Linked DNA regions of Mus musculus: region 1 is linked to region 2. Evidence: chromatin contacts called from ENCODE Hi-C or POLR2A ChIA-PET data. All regions are on one chromosome and are shown on one strand. The core of a region is the stretch at or near the end of the contact, and the rest is flanking DNA. Distances in the headings are between cores, read along the strand shown. Region 1 holds the start of Rps26 (ribosomal protein S26). Region 2 holds the start of Arhgap9 (Rho GTPase activating protein 9).

Region 1 (6,548 bases), core at 240-2,739, 1.3 Mb after region 2:
AGCACCTCAAACCAAAGAAACCAACCACCACCCACCTAGCATCACTAAAAGTGTTTCAGGTTATGCAAAACAGACAAGCATTTTTAAAATTTAAATGTAGGTCGTAGCTGCCACACAGACTAAATAAGACCTTAATGGATACTTCTCTGGGTAAGACTATGTATGTCCCAAGTTAAAATAATTTACTTACAGCAGGTCTGAATCGTGGTGGGGGTGTTCGGTCCTTCCGGGCCTCGCGGGATCGATTCCTAACAACCTTGCTATGGATGGCACAGCTCACGCAATAATGCAGCTTGACATAGAGCTTGGGAAGCACGTAGGCTGAGAAATCGAGAAGCAGATTAGACAGACGCCCTTTCCTGTGATTCTCTTATTCTATTGGTCAGGATTACCCTAACCTCCAAGTTTTACTGATAAATGACACCCAATGAAAACCAGAGAAACCAACACCACACCCAACATACACCAAGAGTTCAACTCTTGGGCTAGAGGTTGCCACTCAAAAGGCCAAGGCATCCTCAAAGCCAAAGTGGGCCACACAATATGAGAATAGCTCAAGTTAGGGAGTCTCACTCTGCTGGCAGGCCTCATGGTTACTACTGTTAGGTCAAGAAAAAAACAAAACAATGAACAAACAGACAAAAGCCAGCCAGGTGCTGTGGTGCACGCCTTTAATCCCAGCACTAGGGAAGATCTCTTGAGTAGGTCTACACAGTGAGTTCTGAGACGCCAAAAACCAAGTCACAAACTGCCCAAACCAGTCTTTGCCCGTTTTAAAAGCTGTTCAATTTTTTTCAATAACTAAAGAATTATGCTTTTTCAGATTCTCCTAAATAGGCAGTCTCTCACAGGGATGGGATGCAGGGGTTTGGCTACCATGCATGAGCCTCAATCTCCACCCCAAGAGAAAAACCAAGTTAAAACCCCATCATTAGGCCTGCTTACTGTGCCACAAAAGGCACCTTCTCCCCAAGCTGAAGACAACGAGCCATACACACCCTCCTCACTCTTCGTCCCTGTACAAATCACGGCTGTGGCTCACTTACCGTCGAAGACGCTTGCTTCAGATATGTCCCTGACAGCAGCGGCTTCTACAATGTTCCGAATGACAAACTTCTTGATGGCCTTATCCTTGGGCACGCACCGGGCGCAGTTCGTGCAGCGAATGGGCTGCACATGGCCGCGGCCCTTTTTGGCGCGACCGTTGTTTCTTCTTTTTTTGGTCTGAGAATGGAAAGAGACGCTATTGGAAAGGGGGCGAGAATTCAGCCCTTCCTGGCCGGCCGCCGCCCGCAGCCCCGACAGAGACCCGTACAAGTCCCGAGCACGCCAAGTCCGGGCTGGACGGACCCTTTGTCACTTTCTCCTCCAAGACTCTGACTTTCAGGTCCCTACCGTCCATAGATCTACTTCTACCCCAGTACCCAGGCCCGCGCGCTCACCACGCGGCGACACTCACCATCTTGGAGCCAAGACTCGAAAGAGGATCCGGCGGCTTGCCCGACCCGCTTATATAGTACGAGATTCCTACGCTCACGCTGAAAAAAAAAACCCTCAGCGACCTGTAATTCTATTTACTCCCTAGCAGCTATTATGCTCGAATTTACCTAATTACTTAGAGTTTCCTGTGAAATGTAGGGTTGTGATAAGTCCCTAGAAATGGTCTATGACGAAAAATATCAGTGGAACTATTTAACCTTCCGGCGGAAGATTAAAATGTTACATTCCCAAACCAGGAAGTGATTACAAGGCTCTATAACATCCGGTTTACGATAGTTCCAGAGCGGAAGTTATCCAGAATTCGGACGCACACTCCCTAGTGTGGGAGGACAAAAGAGATGCATTGTGGGAGTTGTAGTACGACTTGGAGAGGTTCTCTCTTGCCCGTAGTAGACGGACTAAAGGCGGCGCTAAACCACCTTAAGACGCCATGATTTATTTCTTTGAAATATGTGTTCTAAGTGTAGGAATTAGAAATAGAAGACCTGGGAGAAATAAACCATTTGTAAATGCGTCTTTCCAAATAGAGGCTTCGAGTGTTGGGATTAGGCCACCACGCTGGGCTTGGACCACCATTTTATTTCCAGATCCTATTAACACAGATGAAGCACTGTAGTTAGTACATTGTATGTACCAACACAATTTAACTGATCAAGTCTATCAGATAGTTATTTATTTTGAAACATAGTCAAGTAGTCCAGGCTGACCTGGAACTTATTTGGTTAGCCAAGTGTGACCTTGAATTTCTTTTTCTTTTTTTTTTGATTTTCATTTCCCTAATTGCTAGAGATGAACTTTCTTCTTTTAAGATATTTCTCAGCCAGGCGTGGTGGCGCACACCTTTAATCCCAGCACTTGGGAGGCAGAGGCAGGCGGATGTCTGAGTTCAAGGCCAGCTGGTCTACAAAGTGAGTTCCAGGACAGTCAGGGCTATACAGAGAAACCCTGTCTCGAAAAACCAAAAAAAAAAAAAAAAAAAAAATTTAAAAAAAAAAATAATAAAATAAATAAATAAAAAATAAAAATACCTTTGCGATTTTTCCTTATTCTGGTCAGAATGGCAAAGATCAATGGAACAACTGACAAGAAATGACTGAGAGGATGGGGAGGACTCACTCACTGTTGGTGGGATAGCAATCTGGTATAGTCACTATGGAAATCAGTGTGGAGAACTTTCAAGAGATAAATCTATCACATGACCCAGCCATATCTCTCCTTGGCATATGCCAGAGGGACTCAACATGTTACTCTGCAGATACCTGCTTAGACACGCTCATTGCTGCTCCAAACACAATAGGCAGGAGATGGAACAACCTAAATGTCCTACATCTGACAAACACGTAGTGAAAATGTAGTTCATATACACTGTGGAATGCTGTCCAGCTGTAAACACACACACACACACACACACACACACACACACACACATAAATCATGAACCTTGCAGGTAAATGGATGGAGCTAGAAAAGATCACCCTGAACGAGGTAACCCAGACCTGGAAAGTCACTGTCATTGGAGGCTCTTAGCTGCAAACCTTCAGGTGTGAGTTCACATATCATATATCCTAGAGCAACTGCAGAAGTGGGAGAGTAAAGTGGAACCACTGCCAGGATCGGGGGTTGGGGAGCAGTAGCGGGGGAAGCGGCAGTGTACATGTGACCTGATCAAGGAAATGGGAAGGGAGGTGTTCCTTAGGGAGGAAGATCAAAGTAAATTCCGAAAAAGATTCAAAGAAGGCAAAAGAGACTAGTAGTATACAATTGATCTGATAGGGACGTGGGACCTCTTTAGGGAAAAGGGAGGGAGGTAAATACAGAAGAAGGAAGTGGATGAAATAACAAACATTTCTGCCAGGCAGTGGTGGCACACGCCTTTAGCCCCAGAACTTGGGAGGCAGAGGCAGGTGGATTTCTGAGTTCGAGGCCAGCCTGGTCTACAGAGTGAGTTCCAGGACAGCCAGGGCTACACAGAGAAACCCTGTCTCAAAAAAACCAAAAAGAAAAAAACAAACATTTCTGTAAAAAGCCACAAAAAATTATACTGCATTACCTACTTACCAAGAAACCCTATAATACACATCAACCCATGAATAAATACACACATATATTTTTAATGCATCTTCTCACCGGGGCTGATGGTGCTCCCTCTGAGAGCTAAAGACCACCCAACGAAACCCCAGTACCAAACAATACCAAAAAGAGAATCCATCTTTTGAGGTGTTGGCCAGGGTTGTCCAAGAGACTCTCAAGCATGCAGCAGCCTCTTCCTGTTGCCCTTGGTTATCTCTGAGATGGAAGGTATGTTCCTGCTATTTCTGAATACAGGAAGCATGTCAGAAGCAAGGCCCAGAGACCCCTGAGGTGGAACTGACCTGAATATTTCCTCCCTGAAATCTAGCTTTCCTGGTACCAGAGGGCACCATCTGAGGGAGTCAACCTAAAGTTCTCCTGCTATGATCCCACTAACCACATCAATGACCAGCATGGCATATAACCCTAAGGTGCAGTAGTGGCACACATATTTTCACAGTAACCAACAACTCTCTGGTTGGACTTAAGAACCAGTCAGTGAGGGGCTGGAGAGATGGATCAGGGGTTAAGAGCACTGACTGCTTTTCTGAAGCTCCTGAGTTCAAATCCCAACAACCACATGGTGGCTCACAACCATCCGTAAGGAGATCTGGCACCCTCTTCTGGAATGTCTGCAGACAGCTACAGTGTACTTACATATAATAAATAAACAAATCTTTAAAAAAACCAAAAGAACCAGTCAGTGAGAGGGGGACCATGGAAAGCTAGTTAACTACTCAGTGCTAGTGAAGCCATGGCTATTGGAGGAGAAGCTACTACAAATTCTTCTTCTTCTTCTTCTTCTTCTTCTTCTTCTTCTTCTTCTTCTTCTTCTTCTTCTTCTTCTTCTTCTTCTTCTTCTTCTTCTTCTTCTTCTTCTTCTTCTTCTTCTTCTTCTTTTCAAGACAGGGTTCTCTGTGTAGCCCTGGCAGTCCTGGAACTCACTCTGTAGACCAGGCTGGCCTCGAACTCAGAAATCCGCCTGCCTCTGCCTCCCAAGTGCTGGGATTAAAGGCGTGTGCCATACTGCCCGGCAAGCTATGACTTCTAATTTACTATGCCAGCATAATCCCTTGCAACAATCTATAAACGTTTGTCCTTACACCTACAAAGTATAGACTTCACCCCTCATCAAGGAAACTTCTCTTTACAACAGATGGAGACCACTACAGAAAACCACAACCAATCAAAATGCAGAGTTGTGGAGCACAGTCCCAATGGATACAATGACAAAAACATTTCTGCACCTGAGGCTCAGGGAGCATTGCAGAAGAGGGGGTGAAAGACTGTAAGAGCCAGAGGATCAGGGAGTTTGCCTTGAGAGTGTGTCTCCTTTGCAGCATCAGAAACCACACCCATGTAATCTTACCAATACTACTGCCCAAATGCAGGTTGGACAAGGATGATACCAAAGAACACATCACATTGAATAGGGAAAAGCCCATGGGGCCTCAGTCCCGCACAAAGAAGTGCAGGCAACTGGAGAAAGCTGGGGGCAAATCGAGAGAGGTCCCCAGGGAAGACCATACCAACTGGTTATCCTGTAGCAAATGGTAAACACTGATGCATACATACTGGTAGCATTATACAGACTGAACAGGCTATATCTAGGAATATATGCATATTATATACATGTATGCATATGTGCAATAATAATAATAATAATAATAATATAAATCATTATGTTATTATAATAATAAGAAAAAAAGACCTTGAATTTGAAAGAAACTGGGGCTAGGTATATGGAGGAAAGAAAGGGAGAAATGTTATAATCAAAGTATAATCTAAAATAAATTAAAATAATAATACAGGCTAGTCACGGTGGCCCACACCTTTAATTCCAGAAATTGGGATGCAGAAGCAGGTAGATTCCTTTAAGTTCCAGACTAGCCAGGCTACAAAGAGAGACGCCCTGCCTTTAAAAAATTCTGTTCTGACGCCGGGCATGGTGGTGCATGCCTTTAGTCCCAGCATTTGGGAGGCAGAGGTGGGCAGATTTCTGAGTTTGAGGCCAGCCTGGTCTACAAAGTGAGTCCCAGGACAGCCAGGGCTACACAGAAAAACCCTGTCTCGAAAAACCAAAAAAAAAAAAAAAAAAAAATCTGTTCTGCTAGACCAACAACTTCAGTAGTGTTGTCTGGTTTCCTCTCAGTCTTAGACTTGTCTAAGTCTTGAACAGAGAAATAGTTGGTATGAAGTCTGCCTCCCTCCCAGAAGGAAAACAAGGGAAAGGGAGTCTTCAAGAACAAACAGGGGTTAAATTACTCGTGTTTATTTATAACAGACCTTCAGCCAGTACAGTACAAAACTTACAGTAGTATTTCTCCATTACACAAATATTTACTTACAGTATGTTACATATACAAAATGCTTTGCAGTAAGTCTCAAAAGCTGGTTTAACCCCCTTTGAGAAAAGAGAAAAACTCTTTAAAAAGAGGGAAGGGGAGAATAGGTCAGGAACCAGAGGAAGAGAGACAAGGTCAAGGGTCAAGGGCCAAAGGGGACACCGAACAGGCTACAGAGGAACTCTGGGGAGAAGGAGAGGTGGTATTGCACTTGCTTCTGTGTTTATTCTATTTTTGATCTTCATAATTTCTGATTAAAAATATATATATATTATATACACAAGGAAAGAAGCTGCCAGAAGTATTATAAAATTCCACTTGCAGCTTGGACACTGACACACACACACACACACACACACACACACACACACACACATACACACACACACACACACACACACACACACACACACAAAGGTCTGGAAAAGTGTCTATTTAGAAATTCTCTCCCTTCCCTCCACTTTTTTGTGGTGTTGTTTTTTTAAGAGTAATAAAAAAAAGAGAGAGAGAGAACACCTCTTTTCTCTGTGTGGATTTTGGCATTTTGTTTTTTGTTGTTGTTTTCTTCTTTTTCTTTACTTTTTTTGTTGTTGGTTTTTTTGTTTTGTTTTTTTTTATGCAAAAGGATCTGGG
Region 2 (7,164 bases), core at 105-2,604:
TGTCTGAAGACAGATACAGTGTACTTACATATAATAAATAAATAAATCTTTTTTAAAAAAAAGAATTATTTACTTATTTATTATGAGTACACTGTAGCTGTCTTCAGACACACCAGAAGAGGGTGTCGGATCCCATCACAGATGGTCGTGAGCCTCCATGTGGTTACTGGGGATTGAACTCAGGGTCTTTGGAAGAGCAGTCAGTGCCCTTAACCACCAAGCCATCTCTCCAGCCCTAGAACTCACTATGTAGATAATGCTGGCCTCAAACTCATAGAGATGCACCTGCCCCTGCCTCCTGAGTGCTGGGTTGAAGGCGTGAGCCACTACATCGACTTCTGTACCGTGTGTGCACGGTCTCCAATTCAGCTGCAGTTAGTAAATTTCCTGTGTTAAGGTCAGTTAAGGTCTGGCCCCCTAAGCTGCTAAGGAGCTCATCCCTTTGTCATTTCTAGTTCTTGACGGCTCCTTCCACACAGGAGACAGTCCTCAACCAGTTCTTGTTAAGCATAGAAATAAAAAAGGCTGGAGAGATGGCTTGGCAGTTAAGAGCTCTGGCTGCTCTTCCAGAGAACCCTGGTTCAATTCCCAGTACCCACATGAGGGTTCACAACCGCCTGTAACTGTTGATCCCAGGGATCCAACACCGTCTTCTGGCCTCCTTGGGCAGCAGACATTTGGATGGTGCTGAGACATACACACAGACCAAACACTCACACATACAACAAGAATTGCAAATGGACGGAGCCCCATAATAAACCCGGGGACCCCTCCAGAAGGTTGATGCATAGATCATGCGCCCTAATGTGTCCTAGACGGGGCTGAAGGAGATATGCACTCTTCTTTTTTCCTTTCCTGCTCGCTTGTTTTTTTAGTTTTTCTGGTTGTCTGTCTGCACAGGAAACACAAAGCTTCGAGTCTGAGGCAGTTTGGGTGGTCACAGGAACACTGAGGCCTGTGTGAGCTTAAAAACGGGTCATGGCATAACCTTCCCTTCATCATTGTCACCTGTACTTTTGTCTGTGTTCTGCTCTTAGCCTGGCTCCTCCTCCTCCTCCTCCTCTTCCTCCTTATGTGCAGCTCAGGGCTCCCTTCAACATCCAGGATCAGGTCTTTCTGACCCTGGAACATCAGGTAACCTCGACAAGGTATCTAAAGATCACCAAGCTAGGTTGTCTTCTCAGATTCCCTGCCTTGCTTGCTGGGTAGGCTGCTGACCACATCCTCTCTCACCTTATTTATACACTTCCTCAACAGACACATCACACAGAAGTTGGACCCCCCCCAAACCTGTGCTGATCTCTCTCCCCTCTTCCTCTCGCCCTAAGGGTCCTGCACACACACACACACACACACACACACACACACACACACACACACACACACAAAAACACACACGCTCACACACACTCTTCAAACCATGCCCTTCTGTACGGAGGCACCAGCTCCTATTTCCTTCTGGAACTTCAGCACCCCCTTTTCCTATAGGTGACAGTGCCAGCCACCATGTTCTCAGGCCGGTGGTGGCCAAGTATCTGGGGAAATCTAGGGCTGAGTCTACAAAGCCCTTCTCAGGGACCCCAGCTCTGCGCCCTCTATCCGTTCACTTACACTGGGGCAGATGGCCGGCAGGTGTCTCTGGCTGAAGGTGACAGGTTCCTACTGCTTCGAAAGACCAACTCAGACTGGTGGCTGGCGAGGCGTCTGGGCGCACCCCCCAGCTCTCGGCCCATCTTTGTTCCAGCTGCATACATGACAGAGGAATCAATCTGCTGCCACAACCCAGCAGACACTACCTACAACAGCTCCCTCTGGACTCCTGGTAAGTAAGCTTTGAGCCTCCCCCCTCTTCACCTTTCCGACTCTCTGACTCTTCCCGCTTGAGCGCTGAGAGCACTACTCTGTCTTACCTTCTGCGGACTCCTTTGATAAGCCTAGTTCTCACCCAAGCCACTGTGGCGTCCCCTTTACACTCTTAGCTCTAGGGCCCGTGTCACTTCCCGGCAGCCTTGCCCTGCATTCCTAGACAATTCCCAAGGTCATATCTGTCCTCACCTGCCACTCCTTCACATCTCTCTTTCCAGGGACAAAGCTGTATCATGGCTCCCTGGAGGAGCTCTATCTGCCTCAGGAACCCCAGGTTGCTTCTGGGCAGCCTCTTCACCATCCCCACAAGATGTGCAAAAGTGTCAGCACGGGCAATGTGAAGGCCTGCTCCCTGAAATCCTTCAAGGAAGGGCCAGGAGAAAGGTCTCACTGGTGGATGACAGAAGTTGCTGTGGTGAGTTACAGAGCTTCCTGGAGCATAACTCAGAGCTTGGTCGGCCGCCTGCACTACAGCAGGGTGGGGCGGGATCTATGTGAAGTGGTGAACTGGACACAGCCTCCCTCCCTTAAGTACTGAAGGTAGGAGAGGGGGACACAGACAACACCCCTCCCTTAAAGATCAGAGAGGAGGGGAGAGGGGGACAGATGGACACAATGAGGAGAAGAGGCTGAGGTGCTCTGAGAAGATCTCGCAGGAGCAGGAAGAGTGGCCATAAGCAACGTAGGGGATGAGAAAGGACAGTCGAGTTACAGAGGCCCTGGAGGAACAGGGTATCCAGTACAGCCAAAGGAATGTCAGCAGACTGCTTTTCTCCAGTTCTAACTCCTAGCCCAGGGCAAGGTTTGTCCTAAAGTCCTGTCTTCAAGTCAGGACACTAGCAAGTTCCTTCTAACACTGAGTGCCTTGGTCAGCCCCTCCCCCACTCTGTTGTCAGTTGTATTTTGAGCCAGGGGTCTTAGTCCGCAGTAGGCCCAACTCGCCCCGCTTCCTTTTGTAGTTCAGACCGACCTCAAACTCCAGCAGCTGTCCTGCCTCAGCCTCCCAAACGCTGGGGTTGCTGGGATTACGAGCAAGCCCAGTGTACACTCTCTCTTTCACGGGTGTATAACAAGTCTTTCTCTTCCCTAGCTCTAGCGTAGTCTCTCACTTCTTGGTGTCTTCTTTTACTCTCGATGGTGTGAGGACAGGTCACTCTCTCCTCCCCCCCCCCAAAAAAAAAGCCTGTTCCCCTTTCCTGCAGCTCTGGGGCGGGGTTGCGTGGGGGAGGAGGGAAGTTGGCAACAGGAAGTGAGGAGAAGAGCAAAGACTGTGAGGGGAAGAATTTTTTAAAAAACAGCCAGGGACTGGGGTTTCTACCCATGTACCAGGGCCCCCCCCGGGCCCGGAGCTGACCGTGAGTAAATGGGAGAGAGATCGGGAGGGACAGGGGCAGAATAAGTTTTCTCCTCTTTCCCAGCTTCTCGCTCCTGGGGCAGGCAGGATCACATCCTGTCACAGCTCCCTGTGTACTGTAATCTGGCGGGCCTTCTCCGACGTCCAGGGTCCCTGGTCCGAAGCCCTTGCATCCCCTCGCATGCATTACAGGAGGCTGAATGGCTGCGAGCAGCTCCCAACAGAATTCTAAAGAGAAAGGCACTGAGTGTCTCTTTCTTCAGCTCTCAGACCATTGAGGCATGGACCCCAAGGAATTAGAATTACCCCAAGAGTCTTATGCTGGGGAATACAAGGTTGGGGTCCTGATCCCAGCCAGAAACGGAACTTGTCTCCCAGGAAGACGGTTCACAGTGTTCTGACACCTCTTCAGACCTTCCTGTGGCAGAGACGGAGCTGGGACAAAGATGAACAAGGACCATGCCTTTACCAGGACTGCCTAATTACAATTACCTTTTTTTTTTTTTTTGAGACAGGGTCTCCCTATGTAGCTCCTAGTTCTGGCTCCCCTGAAACTCACTATGAAGACCAGGCTGGCTTTGAACTCACTGAGATCTGTCTGTCTTTGCCTCCCAAGTGCTGAGATTGAAGGTGGGCATCACCATGCCTGGCTTTGTGATTACCGCTTGACTAAACCTATTCAAACCTGAACTGCATGTTAGAACCCTAAAAGCAGAATTGGGGATCATCGGATCTATTTATAAGACTGATCTGCTCTCACTGCGGCCACATTTTGTATGTATAGGTGTTTTGCCTGCATGTATGCTCCTATTAACACCTGCATGCAGTGCTCTCAGAGGCCAGAAGAGGGTGTCAGGCCTCCTGGAACTGGATTTACAGCAAACTTCAGCCCTAATGAGGATGTTGAAAACCCAGCCAGCACCCGCCCCTCCCCATCCCGCCCCGCCCCGCCCCGCCCCTCCAGAAGGTAGCCAGTGCTCTAAACCCACATATATCTTTCTTTGTCCTTTAGCATTGTCTCTTTGATTGATTACTGGGGACAATTAACAGAGCTTAGATTTCTAGAGCTGCCAGGACACAGACTTCGGCCCTAACAATGCCAGTAGCGCCTGGACCCCACCTGGGGATGGCGCTCGTGTGCGGCCCTCCCCTCCTGTTTCCCCTCCATCTTCTGTTCTCCGTTTCTCTCTGGGGCTCTCAGAAGGTCAGAAGAAAGAGGAATTTTGTGAGAAGTGTTAAGAACAGTGGAGGTAGCATCCAGATGTTGCTTTGTCTTCCCCTAAACTCAGAAACCGGGCTCCATGGAGCAGACAGAGACTTTGACTAGGGACAGCAGTGCCCTACAGCCTCAGGAATGGCTCGATCCACAGGTGAGAACCCTCCCACTTCTCAGTCACATGTTAAAAAGTTAAATTTATATTTTTAGATTTATTTATTATATGTAAGTACCTTATAGCTGTCTTCAGACACCCCAGAAGAGGGCATCAGATCTCTTTACAGATAGGTTGTGAGCCACCATGTAGTTGCTGGGATTTGAACTCAGGACCTTTGGAAGAGCAGTCAGTGCTCTTAACCGCTGAACCATCTCTCCAGCCCCCAAAGTTAACTTTTTATGACCTTTCCCCTATTCCTTCTACGGCCTGGGACCTCTAAACCGAAGGTTCTTCTTCCTGTTTCAATCTCCCACCCTCAGGGTTTACCAAGCCTCAGCCAAAGCGTCCCATGGCTTGCTCTCTCTGAACAGCCGGGAGCCTTGAGGCCCTGTTCAGCTCTGCCACAGCTCCTGGATGACCCCCACGTGGTGAGTACTTCCTGTCTTCGAATGCCAAGATCCTTTCTGCATAACCCTGCAACACCTGCTCCTCTGAAGCATTTTCTTTCTGGGTGTTTGCGCTTCTCTGGTCTCCCCCACCCCAAACTTTAACGGTCCCCACTTCTGGTAGATTCCTTAGAAACTCTGGCGGCTGTGGGTGGCACAGGGTGGCTTACAGACGGTACTCCATACCCTTCCCAGGAAGAAAGGTCAGGCCTGCTCAACATGACCAAGATTGCTCAAGGAGGGCGCAAACTCAGGTGAGAGCTCAGAATATGCCCGGGGTCTGGGCTGGTGGATTTCACAGGGTAGAAAGCCGTAATGGTGCGGGGAGCTCAGGCACTCCAGGTGAAATTCTAAAATGACCTTTTAACTACCTCTCCTCCTTCCTCTCCTCCCCCACAGGAAGAACTGGGGCCCTGCTTGGGTGGTGTTAACTGGTAGCAGCCTTGTGTTTTACCGAGAGCGGCCACCGCAGTCTGCATCCCTCCAAGGCTGGGTGAGTATCGGCCAGGGGGGTGCTGCAAGGGTTTGGGGTTACTGGTTTGCGCCTCAGGCCGACTGAGGCGGAGGCGGCGAGGAAGGAAATGGAGAGGAAGGTACAGGAAAGAGGAAGCAGCTCACCTCCCTGGAGAGGGAAGCGGTGAGGAAACAAAACTCTTTGCCTCAGTTTCTCTCATAATTGCCAGGCGCGGGCTGGGAGCCGGCCGGAGAGTAGCGTGGACCTGCGCGGGGCGGCCCTGGCCAGCGGGCGCCAGCTGTCCAGCCGCCGGAACGTCCTGCACGTGAGTGTCTTCCGCGCGTCCCCAAAGACAGGGTGACCCGAGGTCGCTCGTCCTCGCAGCGTTTTAGGCACTCCTAGCTAACACTCGCCTTTCCCCCGCCCGGCTCCCCTACCCTCCACTCCCAGATCCGCACGGTCCCGGGACATGAGTTCCTGCTGCAGTCGGACGAGGAGACCGAGCTGCGAGACTGGCACCGCGCGCTGCGGACTGTCATCGAGCGGCTGGTTAGAAGGGTGCAGACCCTGGAAGGCACCCGGGAGGCGAGACCCCGGAAGGGGGGACCCCCCGTGGGCCAAGAGAGCTAGGGAAGGGCTATGGGTATCGGACAAGGAAGTCTCCGATAGAGCCCTGCCTTTGACTCCTGCTGGAATGTGGGGCTCTGGCACCGAGGTGGGGGTGCAGATGTTCTCCTGTCCAACCTCCTACCCCGGCCGCCCGGGTCTAGGATCGGGAGAACCCCCTGGAGCTGCGTCTGTCGGGCTCCGGACCCGCCGAGCTGGCCGAGCTGAGCGCTGGTGAGGATGACGAATTGGAATCGGAACCGGTGTCCAAGTCCCTGATGCGGCTTGGCAGCCGCAGAACTTCCAGTACGAAGCGGACCGGAGCTGGCCGGGCTGGGGTGCAGGGAATGGGTCCTCCCCTCAGCTCACTGTCCTGGGTTTTGCAGGTCGGTGTGCAGAGGGCACTGACCAGAAGAACCGCGTGCGGAACAAGTTAAAGCGGCTAATCGCCAAGAGACCAACCTTGCAGAGCCTACAAGAGCGGGGTCTGTTCCGAGGTAGGGTGGGCTGGGCCCGCTGGGGCGCTGCTCTTCGTATCGGCTTTACTAGAGTCTTTATTTTGTGTAGATTTTGTTTTCGGATTTTATTATTGTAGAAACAGGCTTTCGGTATTTATATCAGGCTTTACTCAAAGTTAGGCAATCCTCCTGCCTCAGCCTGCTTAGTGTTGTAGGGATAACAGGTAAGAGGCACCATGCCTGGCCTGATAAGTCAGTTTTCAGATCTTTTATATCCCTGATCTTAGCATTAACTAAAACTCTAGTGAGGCTCAAAGTAGAATTTCCAGAGCTAGATTCCAGTCTGAGTCCGCCCCTGCCTCCCCCAACCCCCACTGCCCACCCTCATCCCCCGTTGTTTGCAGGTCAGAGGGAGGGCCTACTTGCTCCCAGGTAGCAGCCAACTCCCCACCTCACTCCCTTCCTCTGCAGACCAGGTTTTTGGCTGCCAGTTGGAGTCGCTGTGCCAACGGGAAGGGGACACCGTGCCCAGCTTTGTCCGGCTTTGTGTTGAGGCCGTGGATAAAAAAGGTTATTTTTCCGAAGACACCCCCCAACACCCGCGCCT

Evidence for each region. Hi-C counts contacts between places; a loop is a spot of excess contacts on that map. ChIA-PET counts read pairs that join two places held with the same protein, here RNA polymerase II (POLR2A).
Region 1: a map of gastrocnemius shows a loop between it and region 2 (20-fold over the local background). The contact joins the promoter of Rps26 here to the promoter of Arhgap9 in region 2. A Hi-C loop is called at or near these places in 6 of 37 maps with a recorded cell type or tissue (T-helper 1 cell, T-helper 17 cell, gastrocnemius and 2 more). POLR2A ChIA-PET finds 5 or more read pairs at or near these places in 1 of 5 experiments (embryonic stem cell).

Annotation. Positions count from the first base shown.
Region 1 is chr10:128,625,017-128,631,564 of GRCm38, forward strand. It overlaps Rps26 (ribosomal protein S26), which reads right to left and starts at 1,490. Exons shown (of 4, transcript NM_013765.2): 1 at 1,460-1,490; 2 at 1,047-1,224; 3 at 191-321. The coding sequence starts at 1,462. It overlaps Ikzf4 (IKAROS family zinc finger 4), which reads right to left. Exons shown (of 8, transcript NM_011772.3): 8 at 5,827-6,548.
Region 2 is chr10:127,320,610-127,327,773 of GRCm38, forward strand. Arhgap9 (Rho GTPase activating protein 9) reads left to right here and starts at 1,355. Exons shown (of 16, transcript NM_001285785.2): 1 at 1,355-1,822; 2 at 2,085-2,281; 3 at 4,510-4,590; 4 at 4,914-5,021; 5 at 5,235-5,293; 6 at 5,439-5,532; 7 at 5,723-5,818; 8 at 5,944-6,042; 9 at 6,264-6,405; 10 at 6,486-6,596; 11 at 7,029-7,127. The coding sequence starts at 1,507.